Regions from separate parts of the Homo sapiens genome. Here region 2 is linked to region 1. Evidence: chromatin contacts called from ENCODE Hi-C or POLR2A ChIA-PET data. All regions are on one chromosome and are shown on one strand. The core of a region is the stretch at or near the end of the contact, and the rest is flanking DNA. Distances in the headings are between cores, read along the strand shown.

Evidence for each region. Hi-C counts contacts between places; a loop is a spot of excess contacts on that map. ChIA-PET counts read pairs that join two places held with the same protein, here RNA polymerase II (POLR2A).
Region 2: a loop to region 1 is called in a map of DLD1, with 4 times the contacts of the local background. The contact joins two enhancer-like sites. A Hi-C loop is called at or near these places in 4 of 168 maps with a recorded cell type or tissue (Caco-2, DLD1, astrocyte of the cerebellum and 1 more). POLR2A ChIA-PET finds 5 or more read pairs at or near these places in 5 of 52 experiments (HEK293, K562, OCI-LY7 and 2 more).

What each region holds. Positions count from the first base shown.
Region 1 is chr3:126,847,905-126,852,683 of GRCh38, reverse strand. It overlaps CHCHD6 (coiled-coil-helix-coiled-coil-helix domain containing 6), which reads right to left. Exons shown (of 8, transcript NM_032343.3): 5 at 1-37. Among named protein-coding and RNA genes, the nearest start is that of PLXNA1, 130 kb to the left of the region's middle. RefSeq lists a silencer at 1-118 and enhancers at 39-602, 603-1,164. Within about 2 kb of position 1,888, at least 2 of the 41 ENCODE cell types and tissues checked have a DNase peak (open chromatin) inside an H3K27ac peak, as active enhancers do.
Region 2 is chr3:126,892,849-126,897,627 of GRCh38, reverse strand. The region is part of intron 5 of CHCHD6 (coiled-coil-helix-coiled-coil-helix domain containing 6); the gene reads right to left. Among named protein-coding and RNA genes, the nearest start is that of PLXNA1, 88 kb to the left of the region's middle. Within about 2 kb of position 1,892, at least 6 of the 41 ENCODE cell types and tissues checked have a DNase peak (open chromatin) inside an H3K27ac peak, as active enhancers do.

The DNA.
Region 1 (4,779 bases), core at 639-3,138:
GTCTTAGCTCTGCCTCTCTGCTCTCCAGCTCCCTGGCCTGCTTGGAAGAGAACAAAGCCCACGTTAGCCAGCAGCGATGGTGCTGGAATGGTGCTGCAGGGAGAAGGCGACGGACATTTCTGCTCACATTCACAATGAGAACAGTAGCAATAATGAGTTGAAAACCTTATGATATGCCAGATCATTCACATATATTGTGCTTAATTTTCACAACAATCCTTCAAGGTGGGTAATTACTATAGCCACTTCACAGATAAATAACATTTATTGATTATGGGAGTCCTGTTCACAGTTCTCCCACAGTTATTTCCTTTGATCCTTACCACACTTCTAAAGGGCAGGTGGGATCATCATGATCCCCTGCTACAGATGAGAAGCCAGATGACAACAGGGGGCCTAAGTAGTTGTCTGAAAGCTCACAGCTATTCAGAGAGTAGCTGGGGTCTGAACCTTGGTCAATGCAGGTGTGTCCGGCCGCTGGGTGTGCTGCCGTGAGCCACACAGCTATGTGCTGGCCTTGGTGTCTTTATGCTTGGAACCACACCATGCCACAGCCTCATGCTCTGAGCTGGAAGGAGCAGGGATCCATGCCTGCAGGAAGACACGCACAGAGTCAGCTGGAGAGGCGCTGCTTCCTCACCCGCCTGATGGGGATGGTTGAGTCCCTGTTGGAGCACAGGGCCAAGGGCCCTCCCTCCAGATCCAGTTAGGCTGAGGGCTCAGCTCACCAGGGCAAGCAACCTGAGGCTGGCAGATGTCAGGTTGAACCCAGCCCACCCTTAATTAGCTAGGCGACCTTGAACAAGTTCCTGACCTCCAGCTTCCTCAGGCATGATGTGTAAAGCTGGAAGGGATGCATAGCTGTACAGAAGGTTAAAGGAAACCCCAACAGAAGTGGGCAAGGTCTCAATAGACCTCCATAAAGGGTCACCAGCACACGGCAAGGCAGGGATGTAAGTCCCGTCACTGGGATACTCATGTCCCCAGAGTCTCCAGGGGCTTCCCAGGCCTAGGCCCCAGGGCCCGCCTCTACCCTCCATGGGTCAAATGTGGAACAACTCCACACTAAGGGTCAGGATGGAGACAGTCACAGGGGCCTGGGAGCTCAGGACTGCCTTTTGTGACTGTATGGAGGAATAACACCAACTGCTTGTTGTCTGTCCCTATGCTAGGGCTGTGTGCGCTCAGGTATTCCGCTAAGCTCCTGATGACACTGAATCCTCACTACCCACAAGAGCACAAGCTAGCCAGCGGTAGACTGTGAACCTAAGTTCATATGACTTCCAAGTCCTGAGCTTTTTCCTTTTAAGCCACTCTATGGTATCAGCACATGGGTTTGAATCACTCAAAAACATGGGGTAAGACATGAACCCAAGTTTTTGAAAGCCCATCTCCCTGGCAATGCTACTCCTACTGACAGGGAACCTTGCAGAACCACCAGCAGGTTGGTCTGTAATAAGAGCTGACCACTCACTAGTGCCCCTGAGTGCAGAGCACCAGGAGAAAGACTCAGCTGAAAGGGCCACACCAGGCCAGTGGGCTTGGGTGGCTGGCTGAACCCCTGAGAGTTAAGTTCTAACATCGGCTCTATCACTGAGTGGCCTCTAGGAAGCCTGAGCAAGATGCTGTCTTGTCTGTTTTCCCCTTACCTGTATAAGGGAGAAGAAGTAGTAACCTGGATCCCCAGGCAGCTGCAGGGGATCTAAAAATGCCAGGAAGGCTTCTGGAATGCCTCTGGAATGCCAACACTTCAGAAAAGCTAAATACAAACAGTGGGACTAAATGCCAGGAATTTCTCACAGGGCTTTTCAAAGTGTGCTGCTGAAGCTGTGTCCCAGGAATGCAAGCACGGCTAATCTGCGCTGGGCCTCTCAGCGGTCCAGCACTTAACTGTTACCAATCCCTGGTGCAGTGAGAGGAGAAGCTCGTCTGATGCAATTAAACAGCCAGTAAAAGAAAGTCTCTGAGGGCTCTGGACCTGTCATTTTTTGACCAGCAGTCCCAGCCAAGCAGGAAGATGACATCTGAAGGCAAAACCATCATAAGGCTCTTCAGCTGCCATTCTCTACAGTTAAGTGAAGCAGCAGAGACAAGGAGGTGCGTTCACACATCCACCACCATCCCACTGACACACTGCGATGCCTCCTCTGGGCCGTGGCTACCAGGATGCTCATCCTGAAGCTTTCAGGGCCTGTGCCAGCAGGACGTCTATGTGATGAATGGGACGCAGGACTAAAGTGTTGGGTGAAGATGCCTAGCCATCAGCACCTCCTTAGGCTAGAGACTGTTCACACAAACAGGAAGAAACGTTGAGGACATCAAGGCCTACTTTTCTATTCATGTCCAATGCAACACAATTGAGCAGTTAAGAATGAAATGAACTGTGTGGAGAGGGATGAGGCTGTGCCTCCCACTTGAATGAAAACTCCGTGATGTGCACCATATCCCCAACACCTTGGCTTCGTCACAAGTGAGCCACCAGGGTGGTGAGCTCACCGTCTCTAATTCATCTGCTACAAAGCCCTGCCCACTGGCTCTGCTCATCTGAGATTTAGAATGCAATCCCAATGACTGACAATGGACAGGAGGTGACACGAAAAATGGCTGTAGAAACTGAGTATGACACAAATGCCTGTGTGTCAGTGCCTGGCCCAGAGCAGACACTCACTGATCTGGCTGTGAAGTATGGAAGAGCACACTGGGCAGCACCCGCCACTCCACACAGTTGCCCCGCAGTCTCAAATTGGCTTCCTAGCACTCATGAGAGGCCACGCAGCACGCAGCACAACTGTGGTTTCAGTGCCTGAGTGCGTCACTTACCAGAACACCATGAAGGACACCTCTATGTGACAGACAGAATTGTAAAAGGGCTGAGGGCACAACAGGGAAGCCAGAGAGAGAATTTCTGCTATCATGAAGCTTAGATCCCAGTGGGAGACACAAATGTGTGTGCAGATAAATAATTACAGAGAGATGTGCTGGGAAGACCATAAGACAGACTCACTTGTAGGGTTAGCGGGTTGCTATTTTCCCTAAGGAGATTTCTAAGAAAGTCTTCAGGGAAAAATTTTGAAATTAAGAATGTTGACTCTAATATAAAGGTAAAATGTCATCATTATGAACATGTACTTAGCAGATGACAGTCTTTGAATAGAGAATTGAGGGAATCTGCATGATTTGGTCAAGGACCTCCTCCAGTCAACACAACACAGTGAGTTCACACTTTGATGCCTCTACCCTACTCCAAACACATAGCACTGGCAGATAAAATATAGAACAGATGACAAAAAGACACGGACAAGTTCAAAAACAAGATTAAAGTGTCCAATACCAAACAGAAATGCAAAGCAGTGGGTGAGGCTGAAGCCACAGGCCTGCTGGCTCCAAGTCTGGAGCAGGCAGAGGCAGTCAGGAACCCTCTTTATCGTGCAGGGTCAGAATAAACCACATTCCGCACAAGCGGGGGCCTGAAGCCAGGCTGGCGACCTGCAGCCTAGGGATCTCCCTAAAATAAGAAGCTGATATAAAAAACTTCTGAAGACCTCCACTGAGGGCCAGGGTTTTCAGTTTACTTAAACCTAGAAAGCCTGGAAGCTACAGATCCCGCCCCTGGACCACAAATGAACCTAGTCACTCAGTTCCTGGCTCTGCAATATCACCAGGACCACTGTGGAGACAGGCCTCAGAAGGCCAAAATCAGACCTCGTCCTGCACTGAGGTGCAGGTGTAGGTGACAATAGAAATAGTGAACTTTCCACTCCAAATGAACCTATAAACTGAATCTCAAATATGGGAAGAAATAGAATTTCTAAAAAGGCTACCAATAAAAGCAGTAACTGAAATATGAATTCACTCCAGATGACATTAATTTTATAGGACAATATGACAAAGGATTTCAAAAAACTTTTTATTATGCAAAAATTTAAACACAAGAAAGAATACAATAAAACCCCAGATAGCCATCAGCAAGCTTCAACAATTAGAAACTAAAGAGATCTTCTTTCATCTCTACCCTCTACCTTCTCCACCCCCAGGTTTCTTACAGATCTCTTCATCTACATAGCTTCAATATGTTGCTCTAAAAAATAAGGACTTTTAATTTCTAAAACACAACCATAGTACTATTGCATACCAAAAATAATTTAACATGAATTCTTTAACATCATCAGATATCCAGCTAGCATTACAATCTCCAATTGATGAATAATTTTAAATATGCATGTTTAAGTTGCTCAGAAAGGTAAAACGAAGTAACTTCTGATTTACAAAAAAGAAATTATGAACCTGAAACAGGCTAACCACCAAATAGGTAAAGATTATACATTTAAAATCTACAAAATAAAAAATGAAATGGATAAGACAAACTCTAAGCTGAGAACAACAAGGGAAAAATTATCAAACTGAAATGAAGTACAGAGATTTGAGCAAGAATGTAGTAATAGAAGACAAAGATAAAAAGTCGGGAGGATTGCTTGAGTCCAGGAGCTGGAGACCAGACTGGGCAACAAAGCAAGACTCCATCTTCACAAAAAATAAAAATAAAAAGTTAGTTGGCTATGGTGGCACATGCCCGCTACTTGAGAGGCTGAGGCAGGAGGATTTTTTGGTCCCTGGAGTTTGAGGCTGCGGTGAGTTATGATCGCATCACTGCACTCCAGCCTGGAGAAGAGAGTAAGACTCTGTCTCAAAAATAACAAACCCAAAGATAAAAAGTCTGATAAAAGCTAAGAACTGTGGAAGACAGACTGATGGTCCAGAATGTGTCTAACAGCTGTTTCA
Region 2 (4,779 bases), core at 643-3,142, 45 kb before region 1:
GATGAAGAATGTTGTTCAAGGTCACAGCGCCAGTGAGTAGTGGAGGAAAGATTTAAACCCAGGTCTGTCTGACTCCCAAAACCATGAACTGCCTACACTTTCTGCAACAGACAATACAGAATAAAAAAGTCCTTCAGTAAAAGCTAGTAAGGAACAGGCACAGGATAAAATCAGATGAAAAAGTAGGTTTGCTCTGTTAATAATGTCCTAGTTAAAAGAGTAACACCCTGACTCCAGCACATTAACCCACAGCATCACCACTATATTAATCCAAAAGAAGAAAAATCTTTCAGAGTCGTTATCTATTGATACCATGGCATGCTTGTGAAGAGAACCTTGTCCATGGTCATAGTACTTAGAGATAGAAAGAGGATTAATGGTTCCTGAAATGCGGCCAGCCTCGATGAATAGAGACGCTAGCCCTGCTGCAGCAGTGTCTGTGGGACCCTGGGGAGTGTGTGCCAGCTGGGGGACCCTGTCAGCATGGCTCTCTCTCTCCCCGAACAGCACGGGCCACACATCAGGGCCCCACACTGATGCTCTGCCCCTCATCCCTTCCCTTCAGCTCCCATCCAACTCTCCACACCTCATCCATGTTGGAGAGTCTATGCTGATGCACTCTGGGAGGTTAAGGTCCTCACTGGTAACCTGGACTACAGCAGTAGGAGGTGTTCATTCAAACTGAAAGGATGGGACAGGGAAAATGCAGGAAAGCAAGGGCCTGGGAAAGAAGTCTTAGGAGGTGAGGGCCCACCTCCACCACTCACTGTTTCCCTCTCCAGCCCCCATGTCTCCTCTGCGCTCCAGCTGGCTGGACTGGAGCAGCACCCACGAGTCCATATCCCCTTCGAGGGTCTGCTAGCCCACTCCTGCCCCTCCAGAGGTTGACATCTAGGGAAGCATGTCTCATATGAGAAGCCCCTGAACTCATTCCAGCTGATCTGATCACAGGGCAGCAGATCTACAGCCGGGTTGATCAGGTATGAGAAGAAGAGCTGGGCCAAGCAGATTTCCTTTGGGAATAAACCAAGAAGTGAGTGGCCAGTTGGCAATGGAGGTAATGCAAGAGGAAGTCATTAGGGTGGATTGAGGTCCACCAAAGATGAAAGGAACTCTGAGAGACCAGAAAAAGCAGATGGGCTATGTGGAGACTGGGCAGCAGGGAGCAAATACAGCTAAGCATAGAGCAGGCAGAGACCTGGCCAGGAGCTGACCAGAGCCCTGTCACCTCCTGGTTCTGGGCTATGTACATCTTTAAGATAAAGTTCATTTTATTGAGAAGACTACCCCAATCTAACTAAAGTACTTTTTGACAAAGTCCCAAAGAGCAGAGGAGAGAGAACATATGCCCTCCAGGGTGTAGGGGTTAAAGCTTGAAGTTGCCCAAGGCAAGGGAAGATAAAATTGCTTTGAAATTGCGTGTTTTATCTTGAAAAGTAACTTGACTTTTCCATGCTATTTCATAATATCAGTGTTTGCTTTAATATAAAAATAGCATCTCTCTCCTCAAAGCTTCATGTAAAACTGACATTCCAGGAAGATGTGCCCTTCCTAGGCTGTGGTTTCATATATTCCACCCTGGCAAATGAATAGGCAACCCTGGGGGCACAGAGACCCCGGGGTGGGACTTGCTGAGCTAGAACATCTCTCAGGGCCCTCCCAGCTCTCACTAGCACACCATAAGCCAGAGGCTTGGCAGTGAATAAACACCCTGTCCTTCGGTGCAGCAGAGGCAAGAGGTCCCATCTCTGACCCATCTTCTGTGTGGCAATCAGGCAGCTGCTGCCCTAAGGCCTTTCAGAAGGCTTTCACTCATGCCTATTCCTACCAACCTAAGTCACATGGCAGGATGCCAGAAGCAACTGGAAGGGGTGGGGGATGGGGTCAGCAAATACAGCAAAGGAACAAGTTTGGGGCCAGCAGGAGTCACACCCTCCTGCAACCAGCTCTGTTTCCATGCCTAAAAATAACTACAAAGGGACAAATACAAAATCTAGCAATTTCTAGGAAAACACTTGCTCTCCAAATAATGGGTGTTTGGCTCTGTTGCTCAAGACAGAGGGCCTTTCATGGGAACTTGAACACAAATTTCTACTGGCCCAAATGACATTTCCACCCAAGTATCTTGTGAACTCAACTTTAATGTGTGCAGAGGGCTATCATTTCCTCTCTCCAGTCCTCCCTCTTTTCTCCTGCTGCAAATAGCCCAGAATGATGGACACAGACGCTGCTGCTGATGAAATGCAGCCAGCCGGTAATGGTCATTCCTATCTGTCACCCCAGCACCCAGCCCCTCATGAAGCTCTTCCTTCTAAATAGCTCTCAGAGGAATCCTTTCCTTCCGCTAACTCACTGTGCCCTCCGGCAAGTCACCTCACCATTCCGGGTTCTAGCAAAATGAGGCAATTAGATCACATTGATTTGAAGGTTCCTTCCAGCTTGAAGAATCTACGATTTTAGCTATGCAACCATTAACAAGAATGAGAAAGGTTTATATATACAACAGAGAAAGAACTGCAAGATATCTTATTAAGGTGAAAAAAGCAAGCTGCAGAACAATATCGTGTGATTCCATTTGGGTAAAGTATATGCTTGAATATGCATTACAAATTTCTGAAAGGATAAGTAAGAAAGTGTTAATAGTGGCTACTCTCTGGTGAGTGGGATAAGGGGTTGGCAGAAAAGAGGTGTTCAATTTTGCATTGACTTAAATGTTTTACCATGTGCATATGTGGCTCTTTAAATTACATGAAGTGGTAAATGGAAAGCACCTTTTGTTGCACATGTCTTTGCAGTGCCTCCAGATCTCTCCTGCTGTCGCACATGCTGGAAGGACAACTGCAGTGCTGCTCCTGCTGCAGCTGTATGGCCCAGTCTGTGATCCCTCCAGACCTCCTTTATGTGCCCAACACCACCCCTTCACCAGCCTCCTGCTCCGTCTGCTGGGTGCTCACACTCAGTCTGCCTCCCACCGTGATGGGTGTGTGCTCACACTGGCTGGATGGCCTGTTGGGTGTCCTGGGCGGTGCTGAGGGTTGAGCACACACAGAGGAAGAAATGGGCCCTGCCCCTGAGAAGCAACTAGTCTGGAACAGAACTCCTCTCCCCTACCTCTTCCTGTCTTCCAAATGCTGCTCCCATCCATCCTGTTCCTTGCACAATAGCATCCTGCATTCCCTGCCCCTTTCTCCCTATGTTTAATGTCTGTCCTTTGTCTTGGAAAGGCCTGAGTTCTTCATGAGCCTCAAGTGGCCCCAAAGAACAGAGAAGCTGCTTCACAAAAAAGACCATGGACTTCATTTCCACAGACCCTTGTGGGCCCTCAGGAGAACCGTGGGCTCCTGGCTAACATAGAGGAAGGACCAGCCCCCAAGGGGCAGCACGTCACTTCTTTGAGCCTTCACTGCGCAGTGCCAGGTTGTGTCTAAGAAAAACACATGGCCTCAAGCAAGGGTGGGGACATTGGGTGTGCCATGGGGCATCTCAGGAGAAGTGTTTGAGGTGTTACCATGATGCAGCTGCCTCCCAGCTGAAGGAAGGACAATCACAAAGGTGAGGAAAACACAAAAACCTAACTAGGTAACAGCCAAGTGCAGCTTCCTAACTGGCTCTTCTGGGTAGAGCCCTGGAGGTGTGTTTGCAGCCCTCTCAGCAGCACAGCTCCCGCCAAGGGCAGGGCCATCTCAAAGCTCAGCTGCCTCCTCCTCTGCCAATCACCATCCCTTCTGGAGTTAGGGGCACCAGGACATCTAATGCACATCCCCCAGGAGCTGGCTGCTTCTCCCACAGCTTTCAGGCACCTGTTTTTGAGTGGTCTCTCTTCCAGGCCTAGGAGCTGGCCTACACAGGACACCCAGGATAGTCAATGCATCTGCACTCTGCTGAAGGGGTCTGGCCCAATCAAGCCATGTTTTAACTATCTCCCCTTAGCGGGGGTTCAGTGTTTCTCCCCAGGTAGAGCCCTGCTGGCTCTGGGGGTTCCTTTCATAGGCAAATTTCCCTATGGACTCAACCCCTGAATCTGGAGCCCTGCTATCATTGCATTGATGTCATTTTATCTTTTGTAATAAAGGACTAGGACTCTTCGGATTAATGGCTTTTATCGCAACTCCTGAGCAAGAAATGGAAACTATTAGGCATGCTCAATGTCTGTCTTGACCTCATTCAAGGAGGCCAGAGCACCGGTGGCAAGGCCGCCAATTCCCACAGGGCTAGACAAGGTAGAGAAAACGAATGAGTCACTCAGGGCTATGAGACACCTCAATGACAGAGTGGAGAGAAAAAACCTCCTATCCTCAGGAATCCAAATAATTATTTACTGTTCTATTCAAAGCCTAGAGATCACTCAATTAAAAATAAATCAGCTGGCTGGGCGCTGTGGCTCATGCCTGTAATCCCAGCACTTTGGGAGGCCAGCCGAGACAGCAGATCACTTGAGGCCAGGAGTTCGAGACCAGCTTGGCAAAACCCCATCTCTACTAAAAATACAAAATTAGCTGTGCATAATGGCGGGTCCCTGTAATCCCAGCTACTTGGGAGGCTGAGGCAGGAGAATCACTTGAACCCAGGTGGTGGACGTTGCAGTGAGCCAAGATTGCGCCACTGCACTCCAGCCTGGGAGACAGAGCAAGACTCGGTCTCAAAAACAAAACAAAACAAAACAAAACAAAACAACAACAACAACAAAAAAAGAAAAACAAAAACAAAAAAACAGCTGAAGAGACTTTCAGGAAATAAGAACTATTTGAGAAAAGCAAATCACGCCCAGTCAGCACCACT